2 separate regions of the Homo sapiens genome follow, and region 1 is linked to region 2. A link is an interaction called in ENCODE POLR2A ChIA-PET data of the cell type or tissue named here. Cell type or tissue: OCI-LY7. All regions are shown on one strand. Each heading gives the region's core, and the rest is flanking DNA. Links, peaks and the distances in the headings are about the cores only.

Evidence for each region. ChIA-PET counts read pairs that join two places held together with the same protein. Peaks named below come from ENCODE experiments on the same cell type or tissue, not always from the same donor. Only the 100,000 strongest peaks of a DNase experiment are listed, where the experiment ranks them.
Region 1: POLR2A ChIA-PET joins it to region 2 with 6 read pairs; 4 of 35 experiments call an interaction of 5 or more read pairs at or near these places.

The regions. Positions count from the first base shown.
Region 1 is chr19:19,012,204-19,023,162 of GRCh38, reverse strand. It overlaps SUGP2 (SURP and G-patch domain containing 2), which reads left to right. Exons shown (of 11, transcript NM_001017392.5): 4 at 3,934-4,054. Among named protein-coding and RNA genes, the nearest start is that of SUGP2, 16 kb to the left of the region's middle. In OCI-LY7, for the core only: no CTCF peak of the experiment used is centred there; no DNase peak of the experiment used is centred there.
Region 2 is chr19:18,942,351-18,953,309 of GRCh38, reverse strand. It overlaps HOMER3-AS1 (HOMER3 antisense RNA 1), which reads right to left. Exons shown (of 3, transcript NR_134913.1): 2 at 7,082-7,229; 3 at 6,479-6,984. Among named protein-coding and RNA genes, the nearest start is that of HOMER3, 6.6 kb to the right of the region's middle. In OCI-LY7, for the core only: no CTCF peak of the experiment used is centred there; DNase peaks (open chromatin) are centred at 3,721 and 6,189; H3K4me3 peaks cover 845 bases; H3K27ac peaks cover 3,937 bases.

The DNA of each region.
Region 1 (10,959 bases), core at 3,417-8,416, 70 kb before region 2:
TGTAGACTGGCTAAAGTTGGTGAATCACTTAAGTACACCTGCTAATTAGCAGTTATCATTGGCTTTCTGGGGAGAGGAAAAGGCCAAGGAGGAGAAATAGAAGTGATGAGCTGTTTGGTTTCCCTCTTCCTTCCTCCTAAGCTCCCAGAATGGACTCTCACAGCCCAGACATCCCAGAGGTCACGAGCACACATGGTAATCATGCTGTCTTAACTCTTGTGATAGGGAGAAAGCACTTTTCCCACGATGTGGTTTTCACCTTCCATTGCCCCCAGTCCAGTGGCGAAGTCTCATTTGTTCCTGACTTTCTTTGCTCTTTCACCACCCTCAGGAAGCCCCAACAGCACTAGACACTAGATAGGTCCCACCACATACAGGTGGCCACACCTACTCCCAGAGAGGGATCCTTCCAGAAGTAGGCTCAGGGCTTAAGGGACCCTACTCCCCAATCCCTCACAAAGTGATGGCATACTGTATGAAGGAAGAAAAGTCACCGATAACCTAAAGTGGTTATAACCCACCCACTTACCCTCCCACAGTCTTTGATGTTCCCCCTGTTTTCCTGCAGCTGCAGGCATGCTGGACTGAAAATGCTACCGCCTGCTCTTCTACATGATTGCCAGAAAGCCCTCTTTGTTTCCACAGCCTTTGCTACATCCTGATATTGACCTAATGTAAATTACCTCACCTTTCCCTTGATGCTGGACTCATGCTGCCTTTTACTAGAGGTTTCTGAAGCCAGACAGACCTGGGTTCACATGTAGTTAGCATCTGCAAGCCTCAGTTCCCTGTCTGGATAGCGGGATAGGTGGCAGCAGGGCCCACATCTCATGAGGCTGCCCCACCGCTGCTTATGTTCCTGTTAGAAATGCTATAATGGGCCAGGCGCAGTGGCTCATGCCTGTAATCCCAGCACTTTGGGAGGCCGAGGCGGGTGGATCATGAGGTCAGGAGATCGAAACCATCCTGGCTAACACGGTGAAACCCCGTCTCTACTAAAAATACAAAAAATTAGTCGGGCGTGGTGGCATGTGCCTGTAGTCCCAGCTACTCGGAAGGCTGAGGCAGGATAATCGCTTGAACCCAGGAGGCAGAGGTTGCAGTGAGCCGAGATCTTGCCACTGCTCTCCAGCCTGGCGACAGAGCGAGACTCTGTCTCCAAAAAAAGAAAAAAAAGAAAAAAAGAAGTGCTGGAATGGGCTGGGTGCAGTCGTTCGCAGCTATAATCCCAACACTTTGGGAAGCTGAAGCAGGTGGATCACCTGAGGTCAGGAGTTCGAGACCAGCCTGGCCAACATGACGAAACCTGTCTCTACTAAAAATCAAAAATTAGCCTGGCATGGTGGCACATGCCTATAATCCCAGCTACTTGGGAAGCTGAGGCAGGAGAGATGCTTGAACTTGGGAAGTGGAGGTTGCAGTGAGCCTAGAGCGCACCACTCCACTCCAGCCTGGGTGATGAGCAAAAGTCCATCTAGAAAAAAAAAAAAAATGCTGGAATGACATCTTTGGTTGAATGCTTTGGTTATTACTGTTAGTTTTATTGTTTTTAATTCTCCTTGAAAGGGTACATTCTCAGGAGTAGGATTGCTGGGCCAAAGCTGTGACCCACTTTCTGACCCTTGTTCGTGGTCATCCTAGCTAAAGATGACCAAATTTGCAGGGGTCCCTAAATTTCATTGCTGACTGTAAACCTCAACATCTTTTGTAAAATCATGTAAAACTAGTAGCTCTGTAAAAAGAGAGCCATGAAAAAAAAAGCAGTTTCATAGGGGACATACTTGGAATAACGTGGCAGTTGAAGGATTGACTCATCATGTGTGAGGAGCTCACACTAGTGTTTAAAATAAGCTGAAAGCTGCAACATGGACACAGACGGGCACAGGACTATGCAATCATTTACAGAACAAACTGGAAAACCTCGCTAGTTCAGCAGTGATTTTAATTGAGTTGAGTGGCTGAACAAATAGACCATTCTTTGCTTTTTTTTTTTTTTTTTTTTTGAGATGGAATTTTGCTCTTGTTGCCCAGGCTGGAGTGCAATGGCATGATCTCGGCTCACCGCTATCTCAGCCTCCCAGGTTCAAGCGATTCTCCTGCCTCAGCCTCCCTAGTAGCTGGGATTACAGTCATGTGCCACCACACCTGGCTAATTTTATATTTTTAGTAGAGACGGGGTTTCTCCATGTTGGTCAGGCTGGTCTCGAACTCCTGACCTCAGGTGATCCACCCGCCTCGGCCTCCCAAAGTGCTGGGATTACAGGAATGAGCCATTGTGCCCGGCCATCATTCTGTACTTTTAAAACTAGACAATTGTTAGGAAACTAAACAATCTTACCATTCGAAGAAACATGTTCTGTGTTGCTGGCAGCATTGTAAATTTAAAGTCATATTGGAGGACATTCACACTTTAAAAAATATTTTGGGCAGGGCATGGTGTCTCATGCCTATAATCCCAGCACTTTGGGAGGTAAAGGAGGGTGGATCTCTTGAGCCCAAGAATTGGAGACCAGCCTGAGCAATGTGGTGAAGCCTCGTCTGTACAAAAAAATAAAGCTGTACGTGGTGGCGCATGTCTGTAATCCCAGCTACTTGGGAGGCTGAGGCCTGAGAATTGCTTGAGCCTAGGAGTTCGAGGCTGCAGTGAGCTGTCATGGGACCACTGCACTCCAGCCTGGGCAACAGAGTGAGACCCCATCTCAAAAAAAAAAATTTGCCTTTTTTTTTTTTTGAGACAGGGTCTCACTCTGACGCTCAGGCTGGAGTGCAGTGGCGCAATCTCGGCTCACTGCAAGCTCCACCTCCCGGGTTCACGCTATTCTCCTGCCTCAGCCTCCCAAGTAGCTGGGACTACAGGCGCCCGCCACCATGCCCAGCTAATTTTTTTGTATTTTTTTAGTAGAAATGGAGTTTCATCGTGTTAGCCAGGCTGGTCTCGATCTCCTGACCTCGTGATCCGCCTGCCTTGGCCTTCCAAAGTGCTGGGATTACAGGCGTGAGCCACTGTGCCTGGCCAAAATTTGTTTCTTATACATTCAGCAGATATTTTCTGTGAACATGTAATTTGGGATCACTGACCTTTTTATTTATTTATTTATTTATTTTTTTTTGTGATGGAGTCTCGCTCTATCCCACCATGCCTGGCTAATTTTTTTTTTTTTTTTTTTTTTTGTATTTTAGCAGAGACGGAGTTTCACCATGTTGCCCAGTGTGGTCTTGAACTCCTGAGCTCAGGCAATCCACCCCGCTCAGCCTCCCAAAGTGCTAGGATTACAGGTGTGAGCCACCGTGCCCGGCTGACCTTTTTTTTTTTTCTTTTTTTTTTTTAATTGGAGAAAATTTTTTGTGAATTGATACATATATTTTCTGATTACAAAACACAAGTTTTTTTTTTAAGTTCTTAAAGCATAAGGAAAATGAAATTCCTGATAATTCTACCCCCTATAACCTCTGTTAACATATTTCCTAACATATTTCCTTATAGTCTTCTTTCTATGTATCCATATTTATATTTTTTATTCCCACCTTTATATTGAGAACCATAACCTAGATACATTTTTGTATATTTTATACTAGATATTTATATTTTCCACTTTAATGTTATGAACACTCAAATTATTAAGTAATATGTGAAAAATGATATCAAATTGCTATATATCTTTCTTTTTCTAGAGCATATACATAAATTGCTCTGTCCAGTCATTGAAAGCTGTGACTGTTTCTCTCCTAGTGGTTATACTGTTACATTTTTTAGGAGGAGATTTTCCATATTGGTTGTTTTCCTCTTTTCAATGCTGGTGTCTTGTGAATGAGGATTTCGGTTGTTGATGCCTGCTTGGGTTCAGCACTAAGCCCCCAACTACTCAACTATCCTCGTCTTCTCAGAGCCCACATTCAGCATATTTCTCAGAGAAGCTGTTCTGTGTGTTCCAGCTGTCCCCCAGCGAGCAGATCACAGGGTAGTGGGCACCATCGACCAGCTTGTGAAACGTGTCATCGAAGGCAGCCTGTCTCCCAAAGAGAGAACTCTTCTCAAAGAGGACCCTGCTTACTGGTAGGTCTTTAAATGTCCACGCTGTGAATCCCTCTCATGGAGTATATGGCAAAATTTGGGTCACTCTGATGGTATTGAGAGCAGAGGGTGAGATACTTGAGCAAGTGGTGTTCTCCAGTGAGAAGAGCATGAGGGTGGCTCAGATTTATGTGGGTTCAGCAAGCCCCAGCTCTGCTGCAGACCAGTGGTAGGCCAGCTGGGTGGGTGGCCTTCTCTCACCTGTGACTACAGCTCCAAGTCCCTGCTGGGCTGTTTTAAGGATGCAGTGAGATGTGCATGCAGAGAATACAGAGTAAGGGTAGTAAGATTAGTAATACATCATTGCAGTTGTTTGCAATTTATTGCTAATATTTGTTAAACTGTCTTTTGCTTAATTGCCTCTTTATGTAAATAGAACAACTTTTTTTTTTTTTTTTTTTTTTGAGACGGAGCCTTGCTCTGTCGCCCAGGCTGGAGTGCAGTGGCGCTATCTCGGCTCACCGCAACCTCCGCCTCCCGGGTTCATGCCTTTGTCCTGCCTCAGCCTCCCGAGTAGCTGGGACTACAGGAGCCCACCACCACGCCTGGCTAATTTTTTGTGTTTTTAGTAGAGATGGGGTTTCATAGTGTTAGCCAGGATGGTCTCGATCTCCTGACCTCATGATCCACCTGCCTCAGCCTCCCAAAGTGCTGGGATTACAGGCGTGAGCCACCGCGCCCGGCCGAACAACTTATTAAAATTACAGTTTGCGTCCTAAATATAGTACTTTCTTATTAGAGAAAGTAAAGAACAAGCCAGAGAAAGAGTCTTGCTCTGTCACCCAGGCTGGAGTACAGTGGCGCAATCTTGGCTTACTGCAACCTCCGTCTCCTGAGTTCAAGCGATTCTCGTGCCTCAGCCTCCCAAGTAGCTGGGATTACAGGTGCACGACATGAGGCAGGTCACCTCAGCAAAGAGGCAATGGCCAGTTCTGTCCACAGGGCTCCAGTGGCAACAAATAATGCTTGTGGGGTGTGAGGGTGGAAGGTCTCAAATCTGTGTATTTTTAGTAGAGATGGGGTTTCACCATGTTGGCCAGGTTGGTCTCGAACTCCTGACCTCAGGTGACCCACCTGCCTTGGCCTCCCAAAGTGCTGGGATTACAGGCGTAAGCCACTGTGCTGGGCTGAGACACCATTTCTCTTAAAAAAAAAAAAAAAAAGTGATGATCAGTGCTTTGATTGTATTTCTGCCTACCTTTCTGGCAGTTTATTATGATATCTGGGCGTGAAACTGCTGGGTTAAAGCTCATGTTAGAGGCTTTTGATTTATGTCAGTTTCTCAGCTGCAGCACTTTTTATTTTTATTATTATTATTTGTTAACGGAATCTTGCTCTGTCGCCAGGCTGGAGTATAGTGGTGTGATCTCGGCTCACTACAACCTCTGTTTCCCAGGTTCAAGCAATTCTTGTGCCTCAGCCTCCCAAGTAACTGGGATTACAGGTGCCCGCCACCACACCCAGCTAATTTTTTGTATTTTAGTAGAGACGGGGTTTTACCATGTTGCCCAGGGTGGTCTTGAACTCCTGAAATCATGCGATCCGCCTGCCTTGGCCTCCCAAAGTGCTGGGATTACAGGCGTGAGCCACCGCGCCCAGCCTCAGCTGCAGCACTGAGGCTGGATCATTCTGTATTAGGGTTGGAGCTGTCCTGGACATTGCAGGCTGTTTAGCAGCATCTGTGGCCTCTATCCGTTTGATGTTAGTAGGACCTTCTGTCTCACTAGTAACAACCCAGAATACATCCAGACACTGCCTGGTGTCCCATGGCAGGCAGAGCTGCCCCTGATGGAGACCATTGATGTTTATCATTAGATTACTCTCCATAGGTTATCTGTACTAATTGACTTTCTCACTGCTACTCTGTAGGTGTGCTGTGCCCTCTTTTGTTTTCTGTTTTTTGTTAGTGACAGGATCTCACTCTGTTGCCCAGGCTGCAATGCAGGGGTGCTATCACAGCCCACTGCAGCCTTGACCTCCTGAGTGTGCCCTTTTTGGTAGTCAGATTGTACCCATACTGGACTTGCTATGCTTGCTGTTGTAATTACTAAAGATGCTTGAAAGGCATACATTTCCATGTCTTTGGTCCTACCCACCATGATTTACCAAGGGGAAGGTTGGAGCTTATTGTGGTTTTATTTTTACAAAATTCTTGAGTTTGGATTATTTTCATGTATTGAATGAGGTAGGCATGTAACTTAAAAGTTAAAAATTCCCAAATAACCTAATTGTCCCAGCATCATTTATTGAATACTTTTTATTTAATAAACACTTGTGCCTTCTGTGCAGTTGGTACTGTTCTAAGCACATTACTGATTTAAGCACTAGCTGGTTGAATCCTCATAAACAACGTTGGGAGGCAGGTCTCTTGCTATGCTTATTTTACAGACAAGAAACTTTGAGGCTCCAAGAGCCCTCTTGCCTTGAGGATCCACAACTAGTAAGAGGCAGAGTTGAGATTCAAATCCAGGGTCTGTGGTCTGAACCAGTGTGCATGTTGAAGGATTGTCAGATTGACAGATGCAAGCAGATACCGACCCTCTTGGTAAGAAGGCATCCAGACTTAGAAGGCCCAGGGGCACTTTACAGGTGGTTGATAAGGTGATTAGGCTGGAGGAATAGGAGGCCCTGAGAGGCCTGGGGGCTGGTGCCTCTGCCCCATGACCCCTGCACATGGCCCAGTGGTCTCATGACCACTGATAACCAGGGGCAGCAGACGGAAGCCAGAGTCAGGGGTATGTTTGGATAGGGGGCAGGGCAGGGTACAAAATCAGAAATAAGCGGCCGGGCATGGTGGCTCACACCTATAAGGTGGGTGGATCACGAGATCAGGAGATCGAGACCATCCTGGCGAACACGGTGAAACCCTGTCTCTACTAAAAATACAAAAAAAAATTAGCCGGGCCTGGTGGCGGGTGCCTGTAGTCCCAGAAATAAGCATCAAACTAAGAACTGATATTTGAGGTAAACCAGTATCATGAAAGAGCATCACCAAACTCAACCAACTCCTGACACCCTAGAAGACAGAGTCACTATGAGAAAGAGGAGGTGTAGTCTATAAATATGTATGTGCAATGAATAGTCTCAGGTAATAAGAGTATATTGTATCCATGAAACAGACACTGGTTGCTATGAAAACGATTCTATTAAGGATCTTGGAAATGAAAAATAGATTGAAATAAAAATCTCAGCGGTTGGCTGATAGAATAGATCCTGAAGAAGGAAAGATTTAGGAGTTGGTCCCAGAGACTTTATCATCCAAAAACTCCTTCACAAGGAATTACCTGGCTGGGTGCAGTGGCTCACGCCTGTAATCCCAACACTTTGGGAGACCGAGGGGGACAGATGACTTGAGGTTGGGAGTTCGAGACCAGCCTGGCCAACATAGTGAAACCGTGTCTCTAATAAAAATACAAAAAATTAGCTGGGCATGGTGACAGGCGCCTGTAATCCCAGCTACTTGGGAGACCGAGGCACAAGAATCACTTGAACCCGGGAGGCAGAGGTTGCAGTGAGCCAAGATCGCACCACTGCACTCCAGCCTGGGTACAACGGAGCATGACTCTGTCTCAAAAAAAAGAGAAGGAATTACCAAGAGACTGTAAGAGGAAAGAGTGTGATACAAAAGCACAGCAATAAGTAAAGAAACTGCTAAACTTAGGTTTCTGGTGTGCATGTTTGAATTCTTAAGTCAAAATGCTCCTTGTATGTTGTATTTAACAAAACAGTCAATTGAACGCATAATGAAAAGCCAAATGTTTCTGCTGTGACCTGTTTCCATGTTCCACTCCTTGAAGGCAGTCACTTAGTTCTTCAAACTACTTCTCACGGCTACCTCTGTATCTCTTTTTATTATTTATTTATTTATTTATTTATTTATTTATTTTTTGAGACAGAGTCTCGCTCTGTCCCCCAGGCTGGAGTGCAGTGGCGGGATCTTGGCTCGCTGCAAGCTCTGCCTCCCGGGTTCACACCATTCTCCTGCCTCAGCCTCCCTAGTAGCTGGGACTACAGGCACCTGCCACCACACCCGGCTAATTTTTTTGTATTTTTAGTAGAGACGGGATTTCACCATGTTAGCCAGGATGGTCTCAATCTCCTGACCTCATGATCCTCCTGCCTTGGCCTCCCAAAGCGCTGGAATTACAGGCATGAGCCACCGCACCTGGCTTACCTCTGTATCTCTTAATAAGCCTATGTTGCTTTTTCTTGACTGAACAGTTTTATGCATGACCATTGACATTCTCTGAAGATATATGTGGATTAATAAGTTCTTTTTTTTTTTTGTTTAAAGAGATGAGTTTTCATTCTGTTGCCCAGGCTAGAGCACAGTGGCATGATCATAGTTCACTGCAGCCTCAACCTGGGCTCACAAAATCCCCCTGCCTCAGCCTCCCAAGTAGCTGAGACTACAGGAGTACACCACCGCATTCAGCTATCAGCTTTTTTTTTTTTTTCTTTTTTTAAGAAATGGGTTTTTGCTCTGTTGCCCAGGCTGGTGTCTAACTCCTGGGCTCAAGCGATCCCCCAGATCACTGGGGTTACAGGCATGAGCCATCATGTCCAGCCTTAATAAATTCTTTTTATTAGTTAGCAAGTGAAAAAGTCAGACCTCTAGGAGGCAGATATAAGAAGGGCTTCTTATCTCCACCCTCTGAGGGCCAGCAGAGATTTGAGACCTTCCACCCTCACACCCCACAAGCATGATTTGTTCCCACTGGAGCCTTGTGGACAGAACTGGCCATTGCCTCTTTGCCGAGGTGACCTGCCTCGTGTCGTGCACTAAAGATGTCAGAAGAGCCAGGTGCGGTTACTCACACCTGTAATCCCACCACTTTGGGAAGCCGAGGCGAGTGGGCCGCATGAGGTCAGGAATTTGAGACCAGCCTGGCCAACATGATGAAACCCCATCTCTACTAAAAATAAAAAATTAGCTGGGCATGGTGGTGGCTGCCTATACTCCCAGCTACTCAGGAGGCTGAGGCAGGAGAATCACTTGAACCCAGGAGGCAGAGGTTGCAGTGAGCTGAGATCGCACCACTGCACTCCAGCCTGGGCGACAAGAGCAAAACACCGTCTCAAATCAATCAATGAATCAATCAGAAGTATAGACAGACACATCCACTATGGCTTTACTTCCTTGTTTGGAACACCAAGGGGCAGGCTTCCGTCCTTTTCTATGAGAGAGTGCAAAGCATCAAGCCTAGAAAATGATAACAACAGTGCAGGATATAAAGCTGAAGGAATATGTCATACTTTGTTTTCTCTCATCTTCTAAATTGTCCCCTGGGAGTGGGCCAGCCCTGACCATGCTCTCCAGGGAGAGCCCACCAGGTCCTACGTGTTCACACACTCAGGAAAACAAGTGGCTAAGAATCCCTGTGGTCTAGCCTCAGCAGGATTGTCCAAGCACCCCAAAGTTAACATAAAATCTAAATAATTGATGTTTGGGGTGAAATAAAAGAAACTAAAATCCCAGATGATCTAAATATGTGAGGCACAAGGGGAAGGAGGGAGGTAGGTGTGCAGGCCTTTGTCTTGTTTGACATGAGGATAGAGCTAAAGGGTAATTCTGGATATTGATACAAAATAAAAGTTTAGGTATGTGTGTCGATTAGCCATTAAAGGAACAGAAGTGAGGTCTATAACTTCCGTACTACTATAGAGAGAAAGAAGCAAAAACACAGGAATTGGAAAACACAGAGATGGGAAATTGCATAGCAGGTGAACGCTACCAAAAAGAAAGGATGTAGAGAATTGTTTAGGCAAAAAAGACTTTAAGGAGAACAGCACTAAAAGGAGCAAAAGAAGTTCCTGATAAAAGGGAAAGTCATCACGAACATATAGATTGTGAATCTTGGTGCCTGCACTACATAGCTTTGAGCCATGTAAATAAACAACCTTTAGAAATCATTTAAGTCCAGAGCTGGGTGCGGTGGCTCATGCCTGTAATCCCAGCACTTTGGGAGGCCAAGGTGAGCAGATCACCTGAGATCAGGAGTTCAAGACCAGCCTGGCCAACATGGTGAAACCCCATCTCTGCTAAAAAAAATTCGAAAATTAGCTGGGTGTGGTGGCGGGTGCCTATAATCCCAGCTACTCGGGAGGATGAGGCTGGAGAATCACTTGAATCCAGGAGGCAGAGGTTGCAGTGATCCGAGATTGCGCCACTGCACTCCAGCCTGGGTGACAGAGCGAGACTCCGTCTCAAAAAAAAAAAAATCATTTAAGTCCAAAACCATGATAAGAGGAATTGGATGAATCCAAAACCATGGTAGGAGACATTAATGTTTCTCTGAAATGCGTAGACGACGTAATCCAAATAAGGTTGTGGAAGATTTTATAACACAGGAAATGAGCATAAACAGAGACAATCTGCTAATATTTGTTGAGCGGTTAATGACTACTAGGCAGTTTTCATAGCACTTGCCTCCTAGTGAAAAGCTTATAACGCAGGCCTCACAGCTGTATGATGAAGTAGCTACTGCTTATCATCTTCCCTGTCTTACAGATGGAGAAACTGAGGCACAGAAAGGTTCCCAGCTAATAAGTGGCTATGCTGAGATTTGAAGCCAGCAGACTGGCTTGTTGAGTGTTCTCTGTTCTTGATGTTATGTTCCACTGGAACTTGGGAGATGCATTTGGGACTGACATCCTCGGACTGCACTTGGCATCAGAACCATCCAGGAACAAGGAAAGCCATCAGAGCCATGAGTGACTGGGGCAGTCAGGTCACCTGGCCCTGATTCTGCGCTCTGCCCTTGATGAGGAGTTGCCTTGCTGGGGCTGTGTTTGACTTGAGAACCAGAGTGCCCATGTTGGTCAGCATTCTCTTAATTGAGCGCTATTGCTTATTAGGGCATGATCTTGCAGGATGCCACCGTTAG
Region 2 (10,959 bases), core at 3,630-8,629:
GCAGCCTTGACCTCCTGGGCTCAAGCAGTTGTCCTGTTTCAGCCTCCCCAGTAGTTAGGACTACAGATGTGTGCCACCACGCCCGGCTAATTTTTGTTTGTGTGTTTTTATTTTTCTGAGGTGGAGTCTCACTCTGTCACCCAGGCTGGAGTGCAGTGGCGTGATCTTGGCTCACTGAAACCTCCGCCTCCCAGGTTCAAGCGATTCTCTTGACTCAGCCTCCTGAGTAGCTGGGATTACAGGTGTGTGCCACAATGCCCGGCTAATTTTTTTTTTTTGTATTTTTAGTAGAGATAGGGTTTCACCATGTTGTCCAGGCTTGTCTCAAACTCCTGACCTCAAATGATCCACCCACCTCGGCCTCCCAAAGTGCTGGGATTAGAGGAGTGAGCCACCGCACCTGGCCAGTGTCTCCCCTGTTGATGCAGTCAGCGCCCAACGTGTGACCCTTTCTCTTTGTTTCAGCGATCCTCCTTCCCTGTGACCTCCGTCCGGGCTGGAAGATCCTTGAACTCCGGAAAGCAGATGTTTCCCTGCTGTTGGAGGCCTGAGATTTCAGCGATAAGACCCGGAGGCCAGCATCCAGGACCTCGTGAGAGACAGAGGAAGATGGGAAAGGGTTTATGAAGACAAGTTTCCTCCCTCAGGCCCTGGGATTACAGGTGTGAGCCACTGTGCCTGGCTGCAAATCTTTTTTTTTTTTTTTTTTTTTGAGACAGTCTTGCTATTTCCCAGACTGTTGTGCAATGCTGCCATCTCGGCTCACTGCAACCTCCACCTCCCAGGTTCAAGCGATTTTCCTGCCTCAGCCTCCCGAATAGCTGGGACCACAGGCATGCACCATCACACCTGGCTAATTTTTGTATTTTTAGTAGAGATAGGGTTTCACCACGTTGGCCAGGCTGGTCTCGAACTCCTGGACTCAAGTGATCCTCCTGCCTCGGCCTCCCAAAGTGCTGGGATTACAGACATGAGCCATCGCACCCGGCTGCAAATATTTAAACACAAAAGAAGATCACAACTGGGTATAGTGGCGCACACCTGTAGTCCCAGCTACCTGGGAGGCTGAGGTGGGAGGATCATCTGAGACCAGGAGGTCGAAGCTGCAGTGAGCCATGATCACGCCACTGCACTTCAGCCTGGGTGAAAGCGTGAGACCTTGTCTAAAAAAAAAAAAAAAAAAAGCAGATCATGCCCTCTCCTGCTCAAAAGCCTTATGTGGCTCCCCAGTGCTCTAAGTATAAAGTCTGCATTCCTTCCTGGGGACCCACAGGTCCCTGATGCCCAGCCTGTAGCCCTCCCTGCCTACATGGTGCCCTCCCCACTCTGCCCAACTCACTTTGCTTCAGTCACAGCCGCCTCCTCAATGCTGTCCCAAGGGGCTGAACACATCCCTGCCTCAGGGCCTTTGGGCGTGCTATTGCCCTGAATCACCACCTCCACAAAGTAGCCTTCAGCAACCACTGCAGTCTTGACCTGGTGCTTTGCCTGGTTTTCTTTCTTTTGCAAAATCCTGTCAGAAGTCATTTCCTCGTTCCCTTGTCTACCAGACATGAGGTCCCTGAGGGCAGGGTGTCCTAACAGACCTGGATGCCTTAAGTGCTTAATAAACATGAGTTAATGATGAATAATCCTTGCTTTACAGAGGAGGAAACAGAGGCTCAGGGAGGAAGGGCTGTTGGACCCCTTGAGTTTGAGCCCAGGCTGCACCAAATCCACCTGCAGGTGGATGAGCAAACCCCCCAACCTGCTCCCTGGGTAAGCAAAGCTCCAGAGGTTGCAAGGAGCAGACTTGGCCTCTCAGACTGGGGTTCCAGGACCAGCCTTTCCTCTCTGCTGACTTTTTGTTGTTGTTGTTTTGAGACAAAGTCTCACTCTGTCGTCCAGGCTGGAGTGGAGTGGTGTGATCTGGGCTCACTGCAACCTCTGACTCCTGGGTTCAAGCAATTCTCCCACCTCAGCCTCCTGAGTAGCTGGGGTTACAGGTGCACACCACCATGCCCGGGTTACTTTTTGTGTTTTTACTAGAGGCAGGTTTTTGCCATGTTGGCCAGGCCGGTCTCGAATTCCTGACCTCAAGTGATCTGCCTGGTTTGGCCTCCCAAAGTGCTGGGATTACAGGAATGAGCCACCACCTCCAGCCTCCTGGTGACTTTTTTTTTTTTTTTTTTGAGACAGAGTCTCGCTCTGTTGCCCAGGCTGGAGTGCAGTGGCGTGATCTCGGCTCACTGCAAGCTCCACCTCCCAGGTTCACGCCATTCTCCTGCCTCAGCTTCCCAAGTAGCTGGGACTACAGGCGCCTGCCACCACGCTCGGCTAATTTTTTGTATTTTTAGTAGAAACGGGGTTTCATCGTGTTAGTCAGGATGGCCTCGATCTCCTGACCTCGTGATCCACCCGCCTCGGCTTCCCAAAGTGCTGAGATTACAGGCGTGAGCCGCCATGCCCGGCCTTTTTTTTTTTTTTTTTAAGATGAAGTCTCACTCGGTCACCCAAGCTGGAGTGCAATGGCGTGATCTTGGCTCACTGCAACCTCTGCCTCCCGGGTTCAAGGGTTCAAGTGATTATCCTGCCGCAGCCTCCCGAGTAGCTGGGACTACAGGCGTGTGCCACCACACTGAGCTAATTTTTGTATTTTTAGTATAGACAGGGTTTCACCATGTTGGTCAGGCTGGTCTTGAACTCCTGATCTCAGGTGATTCACCCACCTCGGCCTCCCAAAGTGCTGGGAGTATAGGCATGAGCTACCATGCCTGGTTATTTTTTTCTTTTTCTTTTTTTTTTTTTTTTTTGAGACGGAGTCTTGCTCTGTCACCCAGGCTGGAGTGCAGTGGCACGATCTCGGCTCACTGCAAGCTCCACCTCTCGGGTTCACATCATTCTCCTGCCTCAGCCTCCCCAGTAGCTGGGGCTACAGGCGCCTGTCACCATGCCTGGCTAATTTTTTGTATTTTTAGTAGAGACGGGGTTTCACCGTGTTAGCCAGGATGGTCTTTATCTCCTGACCTTGTGATCTGCCCACCTCGGCCTCCCAAAGTGCTGGGATTACAGGTATGAGCCACCATGGCCGGCCCATTTTTTTGTATTTTTGTAGAGATGGGGTTTCACCATGTTGGCCAGGCTGGTCTTGAACTCCTGACCTCAGGTGAGCAGCCTGCCTCCGCCTCCCAAAGAGCTGGGATTACAGGCATGAGCTACCACCTCCAGCCTTCTGCTGACTTTTACTTTGGGGAACTGACAAGCTCCCTGAGCCTCAGTTTTCTCTTCTATGAAATGGGTTAGCTAGGTGCAGTGGCTTATGCCTGTAATCTCCGCACTGTGGGAGGCTAAGGCAGGAGGATTGCTTGAGCCCAGGAGTTAGAGAGCAGCTTGGACAACATAGGAAGACCCCATCTCTACAAAATATTAAAAAATTAGCCAGGCTTGGTGGCTCACACCTCTAATCCCAGTGACTCGGGAGGCTGAGGCAGGAGAATCGCTTGAGCCCAAGAGGCTGAGGCTGCAGTGAGCTGAGATCGCACCACTGCACTCCAGCCTGGGCGGCAGAGTTAGACCTTGTCTCTCAAAAAATAAAAATTAATGCCGGGCGTGGTGGCTCATGCCTGTAATCTCAGCACTTTGGAAGGCCGAGGCGGGCGGATCACGAGGTCAGGAAATCGAGACCATTGTGGCTAACACAGTGAAACCCCGTCTCTACTAAAAATACAAAAAAAATTTAGCCGGGTGTGGTGGCACGTGCCTGTAGTCCCAGCTACTCAGGAGGCGGAGGCACGAGAATTGCTTGAACCTGTCAGATGGAGGTTGCAGTGAGCCGAGATCGCGCCACTGCACTCCAGCCTGGGTGGCAGAGTGAGACTCTGTCTCAAAAAAAATAAATAAATAAAAATAAATAAATACATAAATAATTTGGTTACATGTCAGGCCCATGGGGTCCAGACTTGGACCTTGCCTTCCTCCCCCAGAGCCCCTGCTGTGCACTCCTATACTGGATAACAGTGGAGCCCCTGAGAGGCCTGGGTCCTGGGCCTGGACTCCAGTTAGCCCCCAGTCTGGGAGGGAGGCAGGGCCAGACACAGACGCATCCTCGTCCTGGGGGTCAGGATTGTCAGAGTTGTGGGGAGGGCTGGAAGGCTTCCTGGAGGAGATGGCCTTAGAGCTGGCATTTCAGGCCATACGTGGGACCCAGTACAAGTGCTCTGAAGTGGGGCTGAGCAGCTTGACCAATGGGCAATGAGGAGCTTGAGCCTCTCTCTGAGGTGTCCAGGAGAGCCACGGAAGATGCTGGAGCAAGGAGGTGGGCAGCATCGCCAGTTAGAGGGGTCCCTTGGTGTGTGTTGGTGGGGGGGATCCTAGAGGGCATAGCCAGGGCACAGGTGGCCAAACCAGAGACCCCGGCCTGTGCCTGGGGACTAGGAATACTCTCCCTCTGGCAGACCCAGGGAAGAGGCTGTAGCATGTGAGTCACCTGGCTGCTGTGAGAACATTCGGCGCGCGGCAGCCCCACGTGGGCTGTCACCAAGCAGGAACACGGCCCCCAGAGGCCCTCTGAGCTGCCTTCCCCACGGGCTTCTGCTCTCTGTTCCCACAGCTGCTCCCCCAAGGCCACAGAAGGAGCGTGGGATGGGGGGACAGGCGGGGAGGAGGCCGTGTAGGCTGCACAGCCAGCATTTGGGAGCTCCAGGGTAGAGTGGGGCTTCCCCGGCAGAGGGCTCACTGTGTTCTGGGGCTGCCCTAGTCTCAGGACTCTGCTCAGGGTGGGGAAACTGAGGCTCAGAGAATGGTAGGGTCTGCGACCATTCTGCACATGGACAGACACCTCGTTCTTTCCTAAGAGCTGAAACCCTGCCCAGGGCCTGCAGTGTCAATGTGACCACTCCCTCTCTCTCTGGCTCCAAACTCCCCATGGCTCCCCAGTGCCTTCAGAATGAAACCCACACAACTCACCAAGACCCACAAGGCTCTGCTCAGTTCCTGTGACCCCCTAGGTCTCAGCAGTCCCATAAGCTTTTCTCCCACTTACTCCACTCTAGACACCTGTCTAATGTACCAGCAACATGTCCTGCCTGGCCCCACCTCAGGGCCTTTGCCCATGCTCCGACCCCCAGTGCCTAAAGCACCCTTTTTAAATTACACCTGTTTCATCCCTCAGGAAAGGTGCAAAGAGTTCATGAAAGGTTATATGCCCAGGAACACACAGCAAGCTGGTGGGACTTGGGATATGAAACCAGGCCCATCTGACTACCCCCACTCCCACCCCCTGGCAGCCCCTTTCCCGGCCATGGTATCACATCAAAAACAGACCTGGGCCGGGCGTGGTGTCTCACGCCTGTAATCCCAGCAATTTGGGAGGCCCAGGCAGGCGGATCACTTGAAGTTAGGTGTTCAAGACCAGCCTGGCCAACATGGTGAAACTCCATCTCTACTAAAAATGAAAAAATTAGTTGGGTGTGGCGGCACGCACCTGTAGTCCCAGCTACTCGGGAGGCTGAGGCAGCAGAATTGCTTGAACCTGAGAGGGGGAGATTGCAGTGAGCCGAGATTGTGCCACTGCACTCTGGCCTGGATGACAGCGAGACTCTGTCTCAAAACAAAACAAAAAGACTTCAAACCAATCCACCATGGAGCTGGCTGATTCTCAACCCCTCCAGATTTTTTTTTTTTTTTTTTTTTGAGACAAGAGTCTCGCTCTCCCGCCCAGGCTAGAGTACAGTGGCGCGATCTCGGCTCACTGCAACCTCTGCCTCCCAAGTTCAAGCGATTCTCTTGCCTCAGCCTCCTGAGTAGCTGGGACTACAGGAATGCACCACCACGCCCGGCTAATTTTTTATATTTTTAATAGAGACAGGGTTTCACCACATTGGCCAGGCTGGTGTTGAACTCCTGACCTCGTGATCCACCTGCCTCAGCCTCCCAAAGTGCTGGGATTACAGGTGTGAGCCATCGTGCCTGGCCATGCCCCTCCAGATCTTGCCACCTCTGGCTAGGTGCCAAAGACTCTCAGGCCTTGGGCCCAAGGCCCCCTGTTCAGGGAGCTCCAAGGCCAGCCGACCCCCAATTCCCGCAGTGCCTCCCCTGATGTGGCCTCAATTTCTCCGCCCCACTTTCTGCCCTTCAAGCGCTGCTGATGGCGGAGGCTTCAAGGACGCCACAGCCAAAAATAATCGGGCCCCGACCTACCTCCGGAAATTGGGGCAGCCCCGCCCAGCCACCTGGCACCCAGGAGGTAATTAGTGCATGTGGCAAATTAGGGTAATTAGGTCTGCGGGAACTGAACCTCGGGTCCAGGTTTGCTGCTCAGAGGGGCCTCAAGCACTGCCTCCTCCCATCCCCAACTCACTCTGGTCCTAGGTCCTCAAATCCATAAACCAGTGCTGGCGACCCCAACTCCACGACCCTTTCTTGCCTGGGCCTGAGGGAGCCTGGCTCCATTGCTTCATGGGGGGTTGTTGAATGAATTAACTTTAGCCGTGGGCAGAAGTCAAGTTCTGAATTTAAGGCAGGGTCTCCTTCAAGTGATGCAAAATCACCAATAGTACTGAGTCATCAAACTCCCCCTTTGCCTGACCCCCATGCGTCCACACTATGCTGGAAGATGACAAACTCTAGGGAAACATGGGCCCTGGTCTCAGCCCTTGAGAGACACTCAGGCTGGGGGAGTCAAAGCTGCACACAGACACTCCCAGGAGTCAGGGCTGGGCCAGAAAGAGGGAAGAGGGCTGGAAAAGGTCTAGAGGTAGAGGAGAGAGCTTCTTGGGGAGGAGAGCATTGAAGGTGAGGCTTTGAGGGATGAATAGGAGTTTGCAAAGAGGCTAATGTCTGGAGGTTGGCCCAACCAGCTATGGCTTGGGGAATGAAGAGAAGGAAGAGGGAGGTAGCTGGAGGGGGCACCTGAGAGGCCAGGAGCTAAAGATTTAGAGGATGTCATGCCAGGTTGGACCCATTTCTGTCCTTGAGAGTTCAGGCCTGGTTGGAGTCCTCTAACTTCTGAAAAAGAAAAGAGTAAGAGGTTGGTTCAGGATCAAAACCACATACCAAAAATAAATATGATGTTTATAACAGCAAGCATTTATTAAGCACCTACAATCACGTTCTCTTCACATAACAACTCATTGGAGGCCAGATGCAGTGGCTTACATCTGTTATCCCAGCCCTTTGAGAGGCTGAGGCAGGCAGATCTCTTGAGTCCAGGAGTTGGAGACCAGCCTGGGCAACATAGTGACACCCCATCTCTACAAAAAATACAAAAATTAGCCAGGCGTAGTGGTGTGCACCTGTAGTCTCAGCCACTCAGGAGTCTGAGGTGGAAGGATTGCTTGAACCCAGAAAGTTGAGGCTGCAGTGAGCCATGATTGAGCCACTGCACTACAGCCTGGGCAACAGAGTGAGGCCCTGTCTCAAAAAAAAAAAAAAAAGAAAAGAAAAGAAAAGAAAGAAAAAGGGTGGGCGTGGTGGCTCACATCTGTAATCCCAATAGTTTGGGAGGCCAAGGCGGGTGGATCACTTGAGTCCAGGAGTTGGAGACCAGCCTGGCCAACATGGTGAAACCCCTGTCTCTACTAAAAACACAAAAATTTAGCCGGCTGTGGTGGCGTGCGCCTGTAATCCCAGCTACTAGGGAGGCCGAGGCAGAAGAATTGCTTGAACCTGGAAGGCAGAGATTGCAGCAAGCCGAGATTGCGCCACTGCACTCCAGCCTGGGTGACAGAGCAAGATTCTGTCTCAAAAGAAAAAAAGAAAAGAAAAAGAAAGAACTCATTGGATCCCTACAGTAAACCTCAGAAGTGAACACCATTCGTATGCCCATTTTATGGATGGGGAACCTGAGGCACAAAGAAGGGAAAGTGACTTCTTCAGGGTGGCACTGCTGGTAAGCAGCAGGGCTGGGATTCACTCCCTGGCTCACGTGATTCCGAAAGCCAAGTCGAAAGCTGGAACCTGGGGATCTCCTACTCCTGAAAGTGCTCATAGAAAGCTGTCACAGGGGCCAAGGGCGGTGGCTCACGTCTGTAATCCCAGCACTTTGGGAGGCCAAGGCGGGCGGATCACGAAGTCAGGAGATTGAGACCATCCTGGCCAACATGGTGAAATCCTGTCTCTACTAAAAAAAAAAATACAAAAATTAGCTGGGTGTGGTGGCGAGTGCCTGTAATCCCAGCTACTCGGGAGGCTGAGGCAGAAGAATAGCTTGAACCCAGGAATTGAAGGTTGCAGTGAGCCGAGATTGTGCCACTGCACTCCAGCCTGGCGACAGAGTGAGACTCCATCTCCAAAAAAAAAGAAAGCTGTCACAGGTCAGGCTTGTTCTAGGTGCAGGGACAAATCCATGTAAGAGGTGAACAGTAACCAAATCATGCCATAAACAATAAACAGACCTGAAGTAGTCACCAAGACCTTCACTGGGAGGTGGGCACCCAGCTTTCGGGAAGAGCAGGTGGACTGTCCCTGCTCTGGTGGCACAGAAAGTCTCTGGAGAGGAGAGACTGTTTAGCCTCACTCCAAAGGCTAGGTCAGATCTAACTAGGCAGAGACCAGAGCCTGAGCCATAAAAGCCATTCTGCAAATGCAGTTTTCTTAGTGCTGAATGAGCTGTTCAGGCTCCCGCTTGGTTTCCCCTTTAAGGTGGGAAGCTCATTCTCCCACACCATTTTTCAGCCCCAAAGGAAAGTTGCTTTCCTAGTCAGACACCTTGGGGTGGCCTCTGCCTGCCCTGCAAGGACATCTCAAGTCTGTTCCTTCCTTCCTTCCTCCCTCCCCCCCACCCTTTTTTGTTTTTGTTTTTGAGACAGAGTCTCCTTCTGTCACCCAGGCTGGAGTACAGTCACCTGATCTCAGTTCACTGCAACCTCTGCCTCCTGAGTTCAAGCAATTCTCCTGCCTCAGCCTCCCGAGTAGCTGGGATTACAGGTGTGCACCATCACGTCCGGCTAATTTTTGTATTTTCAGTAGAGACGGGGTTTCACCATGTTTTGACCAGGCTGGTCCCAAACTCCTGACCTCAGGTGATCTGCCTGCCTCAGCCTCTCAAAGTGCTAGGATTACAGGCATGAGCCACTGCACCCAGCCCAGTTCTTTAGAAGAGAGGCCTCCAGACCTAGGAAGAAGAGGGCCCAGACTGGGGTGGGGGCAGCAGCTCAGGGCAGCCCTCGTTAGAGACGAGGTCTCACTATGTTGCCCAGGCTGGTCTCGAACTCCTGAGCTCAAGCGATCCTCCAGCCTCGGCCTCTCAAAGTGCTGGGATGACAGGCATGAGCCCAGCCCCTTTCTGTGACTCTTATGTTACCTGTTTATTATATGACCAGGTCTAGGTGCTCCTCTAGGGCTGGCCCATCCATCCTGAAGCCTCAGTCTGACCCAGCATAAGAGTGACTATTCATCCCAGCAGGGAAACTGAGACACAGACTCTGTTTTCCCAGCTGCAGCAAAGAGTGGCAGGGCCTTTGCCCACGAACCTAATGGCAGGCACCCCAGAGGACAGCTGCTGATATTGACTAAATCCTTCATGTTTCTCCCTCTACTAGAAGCCCTGCAAGCATCGGCCCATTTTCCAGGTGAGAAAACTGAGGCCCACACTGAGGAAGCCAGTGCCTCAGTGTAGACTTGGCTAGTCCAGCTTCAGGTTGGGGCTGCTCAAGGCCAGCCCTGTCCCAGCCCCTCCCAGAGACCGGAGAGGGTGTTCAGGAAAGCAACTCAACCCTTCACTGTCTCTTTCACTGTTGCTTTCTGCCCACACAAAGGGCAAAGTCTGCCTGGGCCCCTCGCCCAGCCGCCCCTGTAAAATAGCCACAGGGCCCCACTTGTGCACTTGGCAAACTCTAAGCAGCTTCCAGAAGCCTTGGCCATGCCAGCACCTTTCCCAGATACTTTTTTATTTTTTCCATTATTTTGTTGGTAATAAGGAAAAGTCATTTTTTGCACAGAACAGACGGTATTTTCTTTGCTCCCCACAATGTTCAAGCATTTCGTGGCTTCCGGCCTGAGAACAGAGCCAAATCCTTCCCTTGTGCAGATGCCTCGTGAAGTTAGAAGCAGCCAGGGAAACCGAGTCTGTGCCTCAGTTTCCCCTGTGGGATGAACAGTCGCTCTTGTGCTGGGTCAGACTGGGGCTTCAGGATGGATGGGCCAGCCCTAGAGGAGCACCCAGACCTGGTCATGTAATAAACAGGTAACATAAGAGTCACAGAAAGGGTCTGGGCTCACACCTGTCATCCCAGCACTTTGGGAGGCCGAGGTGGGAGGATCACTTGAGCTTAGGAGTTTGAGACCAGCCTGGGCAACATAGTGAGACCTCGTCTCTAAAAATAAACTTTAAAAAAGAAAAAAAAAAGAGTCACAGGGATTGGGACAGGGGAGGGCAAGATCCCTTCCAAGGCCAGGGTAGTCAGAGAGGCTTCCTGGAGGAGGAGACAGGGTGGTGGCGCTGAGCCTGGAAGGACAAGGCAGAAGAGATGCCTGCAGCGAGGGCATTCCAGGTGGAAGGAACAGTTTGGGCAAAGGCCTGGATGGGGGAAGACTCAGATCTTGGCGCAGGAGTCAATCTCCAAAAACAACCTGACCTGGAATTCACCTAAAGGTAATTTGAATGTAATGTAACCGCCAGCTCAGATATACTATTCTTCTTAGAAGGAAACAGAAATAAAGGAACAGGGAAAGGAGACAGGAGCAGAGGTCTTGGAGATGAAAAGCAAAAGCCTCTCTGAAGTTGTCAAAACACTCAAGTGTCGGCCAGGTGTGGTGGCTCACGTCTGTAATCCCAGGACTTTGGGAAGCCGAGGGGGGCAGATCACTTGAGGTCAGGAGTTCGAGACCAGACTGGCCAACATGGTGAAACCCCATCTCTACTAAAAATACAAAAATCAGCCAGGTGTGGTGGCATGCACCTGTAGTCCCAACTACTCGGGAGGCTGAGGCAGGAGAATTGCTTGAATCTGGGAGGCAGAGGCTGCAGTAAGCCGAGATTGT